Linked DNA regions of Homo sapiens: region 1 is linked to region 2. The links are chromatin contacts, found by Hi-C in ENCODE. All regions are on one chromosome and are shown on one strand. Each heading gives the region's core, a stretch centred on a gene start or an enhancer-like site at or near the end of the contact. The rest is flanking DNA. Distances are from core to core; before and after follow the strand shown. Region 1 holds the start of GON4L (gon-4 like). Region 2 holds the start of KRTCAP2 (keratinocyte associated protein 2).

Region 1 (5,314 bases), core at 2,815-5,314, 680 kb before region 2:
TTTTGGAAACTTAGAACTCAAAGAATAAAGATGCGGAAGGTGAAGTGGAAGAAAAAATACCATCAAGATTTAGCCTTGTGGAATAAGTGAGAACAAGTAGTTAATGAGTGTGAAGATCAGTTATCTGAACACATCTGATTTGATTTCTTCTTCCTTATTCTGAGGGGATAGAGCACACTGGATTCTGCTCATTTCACTGTACCTCTTATTCAGGAATGAGAAAAGCCATTTCCTAGCTGGATTGTGTCTCCACCCTAAAAACTGGAGTCCCGATGCTCAAACCTACTGGATTGTCTGAGGGATAGAATCCCTGAAGGAATAAGAAGGTTCTTTGGCAGCAACTCTCACTGGCTTCCCCCATCTAAACTGAATCAAGGAGAAGCAGGGCAATTATATTTTATTTATTTGATCAGGAAAGCATAACACAGGAAGTTTGCTCCTTTAGCATATACTGCAGGAGTCCCCAAAGAGGAAAAAACTTCCTTCTCAAGCTTGTCTTTGCCACCTTCTTCCCTATTTTCCACTCCACTTTCTGCTCCAGAGAGTGTAAAACTAATCTTGGAGCCCACAGGGCTGGGTCGGGGACCAGCCGCTCTGAAATGACGTAATGCTTTCTGCGGTACACAAAGCGGCCTCCCCCGGGCTGGGCCTCTTTCGCCCCTCCCCCTCCGGCCTGGATCGCGCCCCCGCCAGCATCAACGCTGGTCAGTCCCCCTTTTTGAAAAGGCGGCCCAGGGAAACAGGGAACAAAGGCCCCGGAAGGAGAGCGTCGGCGCTGCCAGGAGGCCCAGAAATAGACATCACGTCATCCCCCAGCCCAGCAGCGCCAAGCGCCATTTGGTAGCATCGGAGGGACCCCACCATTACGATGCGGAATGGAGCTTGCAGGGCTCACGTTTCCTCCTAGCCCCAGCATCCAGCTGACCGGCTTAAGGAGTGGCTTCCTTTTTGCTCCCCACCCCGCACCCCTCTTTCCCCAGAGGCCGCCGCCTCCCCTGGCTGCCAGCCACACGGCCCACAGTCTCCAAGCTGCCATCTTGATGCCCCATCCCCCTTGTCACTTCCCTCCCCCGCAGCCCTTAGGAATGGGAGGGGGAGGAAGGGGCACCGCCCTGTGTGCCCCAAGGGGGAGGGCTTGGCCTACCCCACCTCTCCTCCCCCAGAAGGAGGGGTTCACATCCTCCGCACGCTTGCTGTTTCTCACCTCCAGCAGTGCTGACAGTGCACCATACAAGGTTTTAGCATCCTGGACTTCCCCACCCTCGGTGTGGCTCAGGCCCTGCCAGTCCCTGCAGCCCATAGCTCAAGTTCATGCACTGTCAACTGCCCACTACCCACTACCCACCACCACAGGCCCGATTTTAGTGGGGCTGGCATTTTGAAGGCTCTGGTCTGGGCTGCATTCTCTGCCCTGCCGCTGGGCCCCCTTGGCCTTGCAACCATTCTGACCACCTCAAGCTTAGTTTTCCCGAGTCTACTTACCAAAGCTAGGTCGGATATTGGTGATCTCAGCCATGTCGTAATCAGAGGCTGTTGCTATAACGTTTTTGCAATGGTGAGACAGCTCTGGGAACCCTCGGTCAGTACCGAGGCAGCAGCTGTAGAGCTCTAGGTCAGGGAAGGGGGAAGGTATCCAGCGGACGCCTCCTGCGACGGTCCGGCCCCTAGTTGTCAGCTGCGCTCAGCTCTTAAGATGCTCCGGGGATGCGCTGAGCTAAGGATGCAGGTGCAGTCAGACTGGTCCTGATGAGAGGTAGGCTCCGCCTTCTTCCGAATGGTCCTCGGAAGAAGACTCCGCCTCTTCCGAATGGTCCTCGGAAGAAGACTCCGCCTCTTCCGAAAGATTACGGAAGTCAGCCCTCGCCCCCTTCAGGAAGCTCTCCCGGAGGGGACTCCTCCCACCGCCGAGTTTTCCCGAGAATGAGGCCGCGCCCACTGACGCGCTGTGGTTCCAAAACGAGAAAGTACTGAAGGGTAAGAAGCATAGGTAGATTATTATATGAAATCCTCTGATTTCAGTTTTCTGGGCTTTAATACAGCAGCAAAATGTTCTCGGTCCTGAGTTCCAGAATTTTGGGAAAATAAAATTCTGTACTGCCTGGATTTCAGTATCGACTGCCATCATTATGCATTTCTGAGACCGCTAAAGGTTATTACAGAACTTTTTTTTTTGGCTTATATTTCACAGTGGATGGAAACTGTCTTAAACCTCAGAAACTCTGATGAAAGACCAAACCTGGGGATGGTTGCACAACTCTGAACATTTACTAATTTTAAAAAAACAGCCGGGCACGGTGGCTCATGCCTGTAATCCCAAACCTTTGGGAGGCCAAGGCGGGCAGATCACTTGAGGTCAGGAGTTCGAGACCAGCCTGGCCAGCATGGTGAAACCCCCATCTCTACTAAAAATACAAAGATTAGCCGGGCGTGGTGGCACACGCTACTTGGGAGGCTGAGACACGAGGATCGCTTGAGCCCAGGAGGTGGAGGTTGCAGTGAACCGAGATCGCGCCACTGCACTCCAGCCTGGGCAACAGAACAAGACTCCGTCTGAAAAAAAAAAAAAAAAAAAAATTTGGTTGTACACGTAAAACAGATGGATATTGTGGTATGCAAAGCTGTTTAAAAAAAAAAAAAAAAACAACTAATGAAAAGTGCCAAAGTTAATCAGTGTTGAATTTTTTTCATGAACCTCAAGTGCTTAGGGTTTCGTATGAGAGAGGCCAAACCGAAAGATCTGTGTATTCTGTAGGTCAAAGAACAACACACATGAAACTCCGAGCTTCTGGAGTCTTCCTTGGTATTTGGGAGAGTTGGTGTGATTCAGGTTAGTCAGACTACTGCCATGTTTGCATAAATTTCAACCTTCATTTTGGCTGTGGATAATTTCATCCGTTGGATTCTGTTTACAGATAGGATTAGTTCAAATGTATAAATTTGTGTTGGTGGTTTACCTGTAAAATGAGGGGGTTGAAAGTATTTTTCCACCTTTTGACATTCTGTTTTTTATTATTTTTTTAATCTCCGTGGATTCCAGACATTGTTTTTCTAGAAAAGTGGAAATAACATCATTTTAGAAGTCATTCATTCATTCGCTCATTCAAAAAGCACGTATTGAATTATTGAACATCTGTTACACCCCAGGCAGCCTCCTGGACACTGGGTCAATGCATTATTAGCTAGAGTTAGGAGACTTAATACCTGATTCTCCTTGATAGCTGTCTGTGTACCGTTGTGAAATCACCTACTCAGATGAGCCAGAACTTTGTCCTGTGCAAACTGGAATATGATATAATAATCTTACAGTCTATTGTGGAGACCAAGTCACCTAAGAAAATGTGAGAGCATTTTGTAAAATGCAGAATATTGTACATATATGAATAATTACTATAGCCTGAGTCCAAGAGTGCCTTAGTTTTAATCAGGAGCCTGCACTATTTGTAATTTAGAGACTTCTTTTTCTGGCATTTTATGACTTCTTCAGTCCCTTGGTCCTGTGTTCCAGGTGACTCGTAGTGAGAAAAATTAGTTGTTAATCTTTTTTTTTTTTTGATACAGAGTCTCACTGTCGCTCAGGTTGGAGTGCAGTGGCACGATGCCGGCTCACTGCCACCTCCGTCTCCCGGGTTCAAGCGATTCTCCTGCCTCAGCCTCCGGAGTAGCTGGGATTACAGGCGTGCGCCACCACGCCCAGCTAATTTTGTATATTTAGTAGAGACGGGGTTTCACCATGTTAGCCAGGGTGATCTCGAACTCCCGACCTCAGGTAATCCGCCCGCCTCCGTCTCCCAAGGTGCCGGGATTACAGGCGTGAGCCACCGCGCCTGGCCCCCAAATTAGCTGTTAATCTAAACCACTGAATCTTAACCTCAGTTTTGAGTAGGATAACTCCATGGGCAGAGAAAGCTAAGTAGTGCCTTTAAATTTTTTTGCCAATAACTGACGCACTAACGTTGTGGCTTCACTCTGCCCTAAAATGGGATGGCGCATAGTGTTAGGCGCATGCTCCTTGATGCACTGCGGCGCGGCGCTCCGAGGCTCGGGGACGCGCACGCAATTCGCTGTTGTTGGCTGACTTCCGGTGGTGCCAAAGCCGTTTCCGTGGAATCAGGCCGGCTGGTGAGGGTACAGGTTTGTGTGTGGTGGGGTGGGAAGAGGCAGGTGGGAGCTGGGACACCTGGACGAACGATGTCCAGGTTGAGAAGGTCGGGTCTGAGGGTGGGCGCTGGGTGCGTGGCGGAAGTTAAGGGCGTGAAGTCCAGTGTCTAGTTGGGAATGGGGACTGGAGCCAGCCCTGGGCACCGAGGTGGAAGCGCGGTTAGGACCCCTTTTGAAAATGTTTTCCTAGGAGAGGGCCGTGCCGGGGCTGCCTCCACATTGGCATTCATTCACCCTGCTGGTCCGACTTGGGTTCCCAAAAAAGTGGATTCTGTCGAGCTACTGCTGTGTTTGAGGTGCCTGGAGCTGAAGTAGCTGTCTTTCTTTCCTTCTTTTTCTTTCTTTCTTTTTCTTTTTTTCCCCTTTTTTTGATCTCAGTAATTATCTGTGAAATAAAAGAGCTGCCCTGGCTACTCCCATTCTATTTCTTATAAGGTCACCACCATCTCTCACAGGAATCAACGAAATCTTCATGTTTTATTGAGCTTTAGTTACTGAGTTTTAATTACATCAGTTGATTGAGGGGATGGAGAATCTCCCCTAATGTCTTGGAGAAACAGAAGGGAGGTTTAAAACTAACTGTAGGTCGGGCGCGGTGGCTCACGCCTCTAATCCTAGCACTTTGGGAGGCTGGGGCGGGAGGATCGCTTGAGGCCAGGAGTTTGAGACCAGCCTGGGTAACAAATCGAGACCCCGTCTCTACAAAAAAAAAAAAAGAAAAAAAGTCGTTGAGGGTGGTGGCAAGTGCCTTGTAGTCCTAGCTACTCGGGAGGCCGAGGCCAGAGGGTCACTGGAGCCCAGGAGTCTGAGGCTGCAGTGAACTAGGATCTTGCCACTGCACTCCGGTCTGGGCAACAGAGCGAGACCTTGTCTCTGGAAAGAAAGAGAGAGAGAGAGAAAGAAAGAAAAGAAGAAAGAGAAATCTAACCTTAGACGCTTAGAGTTACAAATAACTTTTATTTTTCAGTTCTCTAGTTCAGGCTTTCATCTAGTACTCTGATAAGTGGACATTCAGGCTTCGCTTGAACATTGCCAGTGATCTAACACAAGGCGGCTTATTCTATTATTGGATCTATTTATGACAGTAAAGTTTTCCTGGGTAATAAGATGCCTTTTTTTTTTTTTTTTTTTTTTTTTTTTGACAGAGTCTCCCTCT
Region 2 (5,024 bases), core at 2,470-4,969:
TGCGCCGCACCCGGCAGAGTTGACATACCAGGCGTTGGCATGTCTTGCAGTAGTGGGTCACCTCTTCCTTGTGGTCTGGGCACATAAGGCCCTAGGGACACAAAGAACAATGTGATGGTCAGACAATGGTGTGGGTAAGGGTGCTATGCTACCACTACAGCAGTTTGGTGCCCTCCTCCACTGGCAAGATGGGAGTGGAGACATCCGCTGGTGGTGCTCCACAGTGCCACCTGGTGGTACATACTGGCATCAAAGAGCCTTTCCTGCAGTCTCCGGGCGGTGCCCATTTCACCAGCATTGCACCTCCCTTCATCTCTCTCATTGGGATATATGGTAATAACAGTAATAATGATGCCAATTAATCTTTGCCTGGTAGTTAATAATTAACCTTGTCCATCTTGTTTACTGCTGTATCTCCAACACCTAGAATAGCACCATGCACATAGGTGCTCAATAAATATTTGTTCAGTGAGTGAATGCACACAGACCTTTTCAGTGTGCAGGTAACACTTTTTAGTGAACAAACATTATCTCACACCATCCTCTCAGCAACCCTTTAGGTATGGACATTGCAGGGCAGATACTACCATCCCCCTACAGGGATGTAAATGAGATGGAGGCCCAAAGTTGTTGAATGATTTGTCCAGTGACTTTGTGACAGATTACAGAGATAGGTGCTTAGCATTGGAAAACCCTTCCCACTTCCTTTTGGAAACCCACAATGCCAGGCACCCCCACCCACCTGCAGCAGCATGTCCCTCCCTCCCCAGGCCTTGGAAGGGCTGGCTCACCTTGGGTCGGAAGGAGAGGGTAGGCAGGGTGGGCTCATGCTGGGCCTTCTGGGTGCCCCAGGGGTGGAAGAGCTTGAAGCACTCATTGCAGAAGGTGGCGCGGCACTCTGTGCAGCCCTTGGTGGCCTCTAGTGGTGGGGGCTTGCACAACTGGCACAGGATGGCACCTCCCACACTCACACTCTGGCGGTACCGCTCCACCACACGCTCCAGGGTCAGGTTCCGGAAAAGCCCTGCCAGACCCCGCTCCCCAAGCTCCACATCACCTTGGCAGGCTGGGCACGGGAACATGATCACTTGGGGGTGCAAAGCACCTCGCTTCCTCCCAGGGTATGTCCCAAAGCCTGTGGGTGAACCAGGGAGGTAGAGGACATGAGAGTTACAGCTGGCTGGGTGTGGGGAAGCCTGTTTAATTAAATTAGATTTTCATTGTGCCAGAGCTCAGCTCTCATTAGAGCCTGCGTAAGCAGTATCTCCACCCCCCAGAAAGACAGACAGATGCCTCTGACCAGTGATGGACTTCTTCCATCTTCCTGATGAATAGCTCAGCGTTCCCATCCCCACCCTACAGGCCCCAGTCCCACCTGACTTAAGCAGCCGGTCCAGGCGGTCTGGCTTGGGGAGAGTTCTGCGGGAGAGGCGGGGGCTGCGGGTGGAAGGGGTGGAGGCAGGAGAGGTGGGCTCGGAGCTGGGGTCCCCACCATGTCCTATGTAGCCCTGCTGGCCCAAGACCTCTCGGGCACAGGCCTGGCACACGTTGTGGGTACAGGGCAGCACCAGTGGCTGCTTGTACATCTCTTGACACACTGGGCACAGCAGTTCCTTCTCCATGTTCTTCATGCTGGTCTGTGGAGGGACCAGGAGGCTAGGTCAGCGCTTGGACACTTAGGCATACCTCAGCAGCCCCTTGGCTGCCCTTGGATACCCTAGGGGTCTGAGGAAGGAGCAAGACAAGCTACCTGCAGCTTTTCCAGAGCACCTGCCTTGGGCTGGTTCACAGACCTTCCCAGACCTCTGTCCCTTGCTTCTCTTTCCCCGCTGCAGAGCTAAAGGCCCAGAGGAGGGACGGTTGGAGCTTGTGCCTGCTCCAGCCTCAAGCCCAATCCCCATTTCTCCAGCTGCAGTAGCCCCAGCTGGCAGCCCCCTCACCTGCCTCCATCCCCCATCTCTGGGCAGCTTGCCCCTGGCATTTTTCTCAAGGACACCGCCCATTCTGCAGCTCCATGCAGACCCCCACTCCCTTCTCTAGCAGCACCCCCATGCCGTGATTCCTCCCGATAGCCAGGCGAGGTTGGCACTCCATCCTGCTCGCTCCATACGTCCTCCTGCCGCAGCTCCGGCCTGCGGCCACTCCAGCCTCCATTCCCCATCCTTCACTTCCCCATCGGTCTTACCAACCCATTCCCCTTCGCCCCCATCAGGCCCTCCCGCCCTCTCCCGCAGCGCAACCCGGTCAGCGGCACCCCCTTCTCCGAACTAGCGGGGGAATCAAGAGCCCCGCCTACTCGCCCCCTCCCCACCGGAAGTCCCCTCCCCCTCTTGGTGGCGAGAGTGGGGGTCCTCAGGCTATGCCCCACCCCCACACCTCACCTTGGTCCCTCTCTTCGCAGCCATCCCGGTCAGGGGCGCAGCTGACACAAAGGAGGGAGGAACAAGGAGGGGGGGAGGAAGTGGTGGGGGGGAACACGGTTGGCACCGCCCCTGGGAGAGCCAGGCACGGGTTGCCATGACAACCGCAGGCTCGGAAGCAGCCCTGAGTGGGGGTGCGTGGGGTGGGGTCTTGGGGAGGGGTCCAAATTGGGAACTGCACTGTGGGGCGGCTCCTACATCATCCCCCACCTGTCCTCAGTTTTCTTGGAAAATATCCAAGCTCACACGTCCCTCTTCTCATAACAGGGCCTTTCCCCTGAAGCCCCAGCCCCGGTGCACTGCTGGAGGCCACCCCAGCCCACCCGCTGCGTCTGGGCTGCTCCTAGCTCCTCCTCACGCTCCAGCACACCGACGCCTTCACGGCACTCACCTCCGGGCTGCTCCCGGGATTACCCTCTCATACCTGCATCCCGACCCTCCCAGCCGTTTCTGCCATCGCTAGCCCCCTGTCTACATCCCAGCATCTTCCTGGATCCCCACCTGTTCCAGGTCCCAGCTTGCCCCAGAACCCTATACGCCCCCTCCCCTTCCCTCGACCCCACCTTAACTCACACTGATGCGGACCAGTGCGTCCATGATGGAAGTGAAGGTCTGCATATCCTCACCCTCTGCCATGGCCCTACCGTGCCCGCCCGCCCCTGGGTGCCCGATCCCGGCTGCGGCTGCGAACCCCGGGCTTAATGCAGGAGCCCAGTGGGGGTGTGAGGAGGGCTGGGGGTTGAGGTGTCACTGCGCATGCTCCCGGGACCAGCCTCGAACAGCGCCCGTCGGGGTAGGGGGTGGGAAATAGTTCTCCCCACGTGGTTCTCGAAAGCCGGTCGGGGGGTTGGGGAATATGGAAAGGTATTTGACGGGGGAGCCATTTCTTACATTCTCATTTTTCATTGGCTCCTAATTTTACTCATATAAAGCGGGGGATTAGTTTCGGAGGAAAATGAGTTCCTGGTTGGGAGCACTAAATTTTAGGTTGGGAGATGTTGAGGCATGGGGCAGGGAGGTTTGAGGAACGTGCACTAGAGATGAAAGAAATGGCAAAGAAGACAGAGATGGGATAGATGCCACAGGCATGGGCCCAATGACTTAAAGAGATAAGTGCACCTTGTACAGAGTGGCAGCAGACGCACCAGGTACGAGGAAAGCCTGAGGACCAGGGCGGTGGCCGAGGATGCCCCCTCGACGCATTATTTCCTCCCTGTCGCAAGAGGGCGCTGCGTCCAGGCACTGAGAGGAAGAAAGAGGAGAACGCGAGGAGTAGCAAGTCCGCGGTAAGCGCTGACGCATGCGCATAGCTAACCGCACCCGGTTCAGCTCGCCTTTCTTGGCCAGAGGCGCCGGTTGGACTCACGGGCGGGGCATGATGGGTAACAGGACCGGTGGGGTCCCCAGGAAGTCCTAGAGGGGGTCGGGGTTTGGGTGGACAAGCTTTCCTCGTCCTCTCCCGACAGAGCTGACGTGTCCTGGGTTCCACCGGGAGCGGGCATTTCCACCGGACGGGAGGGTTCGGGGTGTCCGGGGCTGGGGAATACGTAGGGGTTGCCGCGCGGTGTGGGGAGTTGGGGCGTGTGGCTGCAGTCCCGGGAGTTCTTGGAGGGGGTCGGCCCACCGAGCTTCCGGACCGGCTGATCTGCCCGTAGCTTGCCGGAGGGAGGGCGGAGCCTGACTCTCCGTCCCTTCTCCCATCCCCTCCAGTGGTGGGTACGGGCACCTCGCTGGCGCTCTCCTCCCTCCTGTCCCTGCTGCTCTTTGCTGGGATGCAGATGTACAGCCGTCAGCTGGCCTCCACCGAGTGGCTCACCATCCAGGGCGGCCTGCTTGGTTCGGGTCTCTTCGTGTTCTCGCTCACTGTATCCTCCCTGCAGTTGGAGGGGGCGGGCCACGTAGGCATGTGCCCTTCCCCTTCCCCACACAGCTCTGTCCCCGTTGCACACCCTACTCCTTAACTCCCTCAACCAGGCCTTCAATAATCTGGAGAATCTTGTCTTTGGCAAAGGATTCCAAGCAAAGATCTTCCCTGAGAGTAAGTGAATATTGGAGCTTGAGTATTTGAACTTTCTCCTCTTTAACCTCCTGAAACATGATATTGAATTTCCAGATGCTTAGGTGAAAGGTTGTTAAGGAGAAATATATTTACTGAAGCTGTCTGAAGACAGATGACGCTTTTCGATTCTGCACCTTGTATAGCTCCTGGAGTTGGAGCTGGAAGAGAAGGCCTTTGAAAGCAAGAAACTTTGGTACCTTCTGGCCAGCTCCCAGGGAAGGTTTGAGGGGAACAGGCAAATTTGGGCTGATGTTTTGCATCTATTCGCTGGGAGGCGGTCCTTGTTCCCACCAGAAGAAGCAGCAGGACCAAGTTCACTATGGAGTTCTGATGTGAAGTTAACTCAATATTAGAGAATTCTACTTATTTGAGGGAATTGTGAAGAGCCTAAATACTAGAGGCACCAAATATCTATGGCAGCAGGAATCCTGACCAAATCAGAATAACTGTTAGATTATTTCCTGTTTGGAATAATTCTTGTTCAATTGCTCATGTAATCAAGAATTGATGATTCAGTTATTTATGGAGAATTAAGTTTATAAAGC

Evidence for each region. Hi-C counts contacts between places; a loop is a spot of excess contacts on that map. Pooled maps may share reads with other maps.
Region 1: a pooled map shows a loop between it and region 2 (8-fold over the local background). The contact joins the promoter of GON4L here to the promoter of KRTCAP2 in region 2. A Hi-C loop is called at or near these places in 2 of 37 single-sample maps with no recorded cell type and 7 of 50 pooled maps.

What each region holds. Positions count from the first base shown.
Region 1 is chr1:155,855,964-155,861,277 of GRCh38, reverse strand. GON4L (gon-4 like) reads left to right here and starts at 4,064. Exons shown (of 32, transcript NM_001282860.2): 1 at 4,064-4,131. It overlaps SYT11 (synaptotagmin 11), which reads right to left and starts at 1,711. Exons shown (of 4, transcript NM_152280.5): 1 at 1,483-1,711. The coding sequence starts at 1,516. RefSeq lists enhancers at 1,471-1,570, 1,761-1,870, 3,111-3,698, 3,985-4,184.
Region 2 is chr1:155,171,999-155,177,022 of GRCh38, reverse strand. KRTCAP2 (keratinocyte associated protein 2) reads left to right here and starts at 3,719. Exons shown (of 5, transcript NM_173852.4): 1 at 3,719-3,802; 2 at 4,131-4,285; 3 at 4,395-4,458. The coding sequence starts at 3,799. TRIM46 (tripartite motif containing 46) reads right to left here and starts at 3,174. Exons shown (of 10, transcript NM_025058.5): 1 at 2,994-3,174; 2 at 1,376-1,637; 3 at 792-1,135; 4 at 1-91. The coding sequence starts at 3,056. RefSeq lists silencers at 2,636-2,930, 3,100-3,189 and enhancers at 2,939-3,447, 3,520-3,569, 3,770-3,869, 3,448-3,956, 4,060-4,339.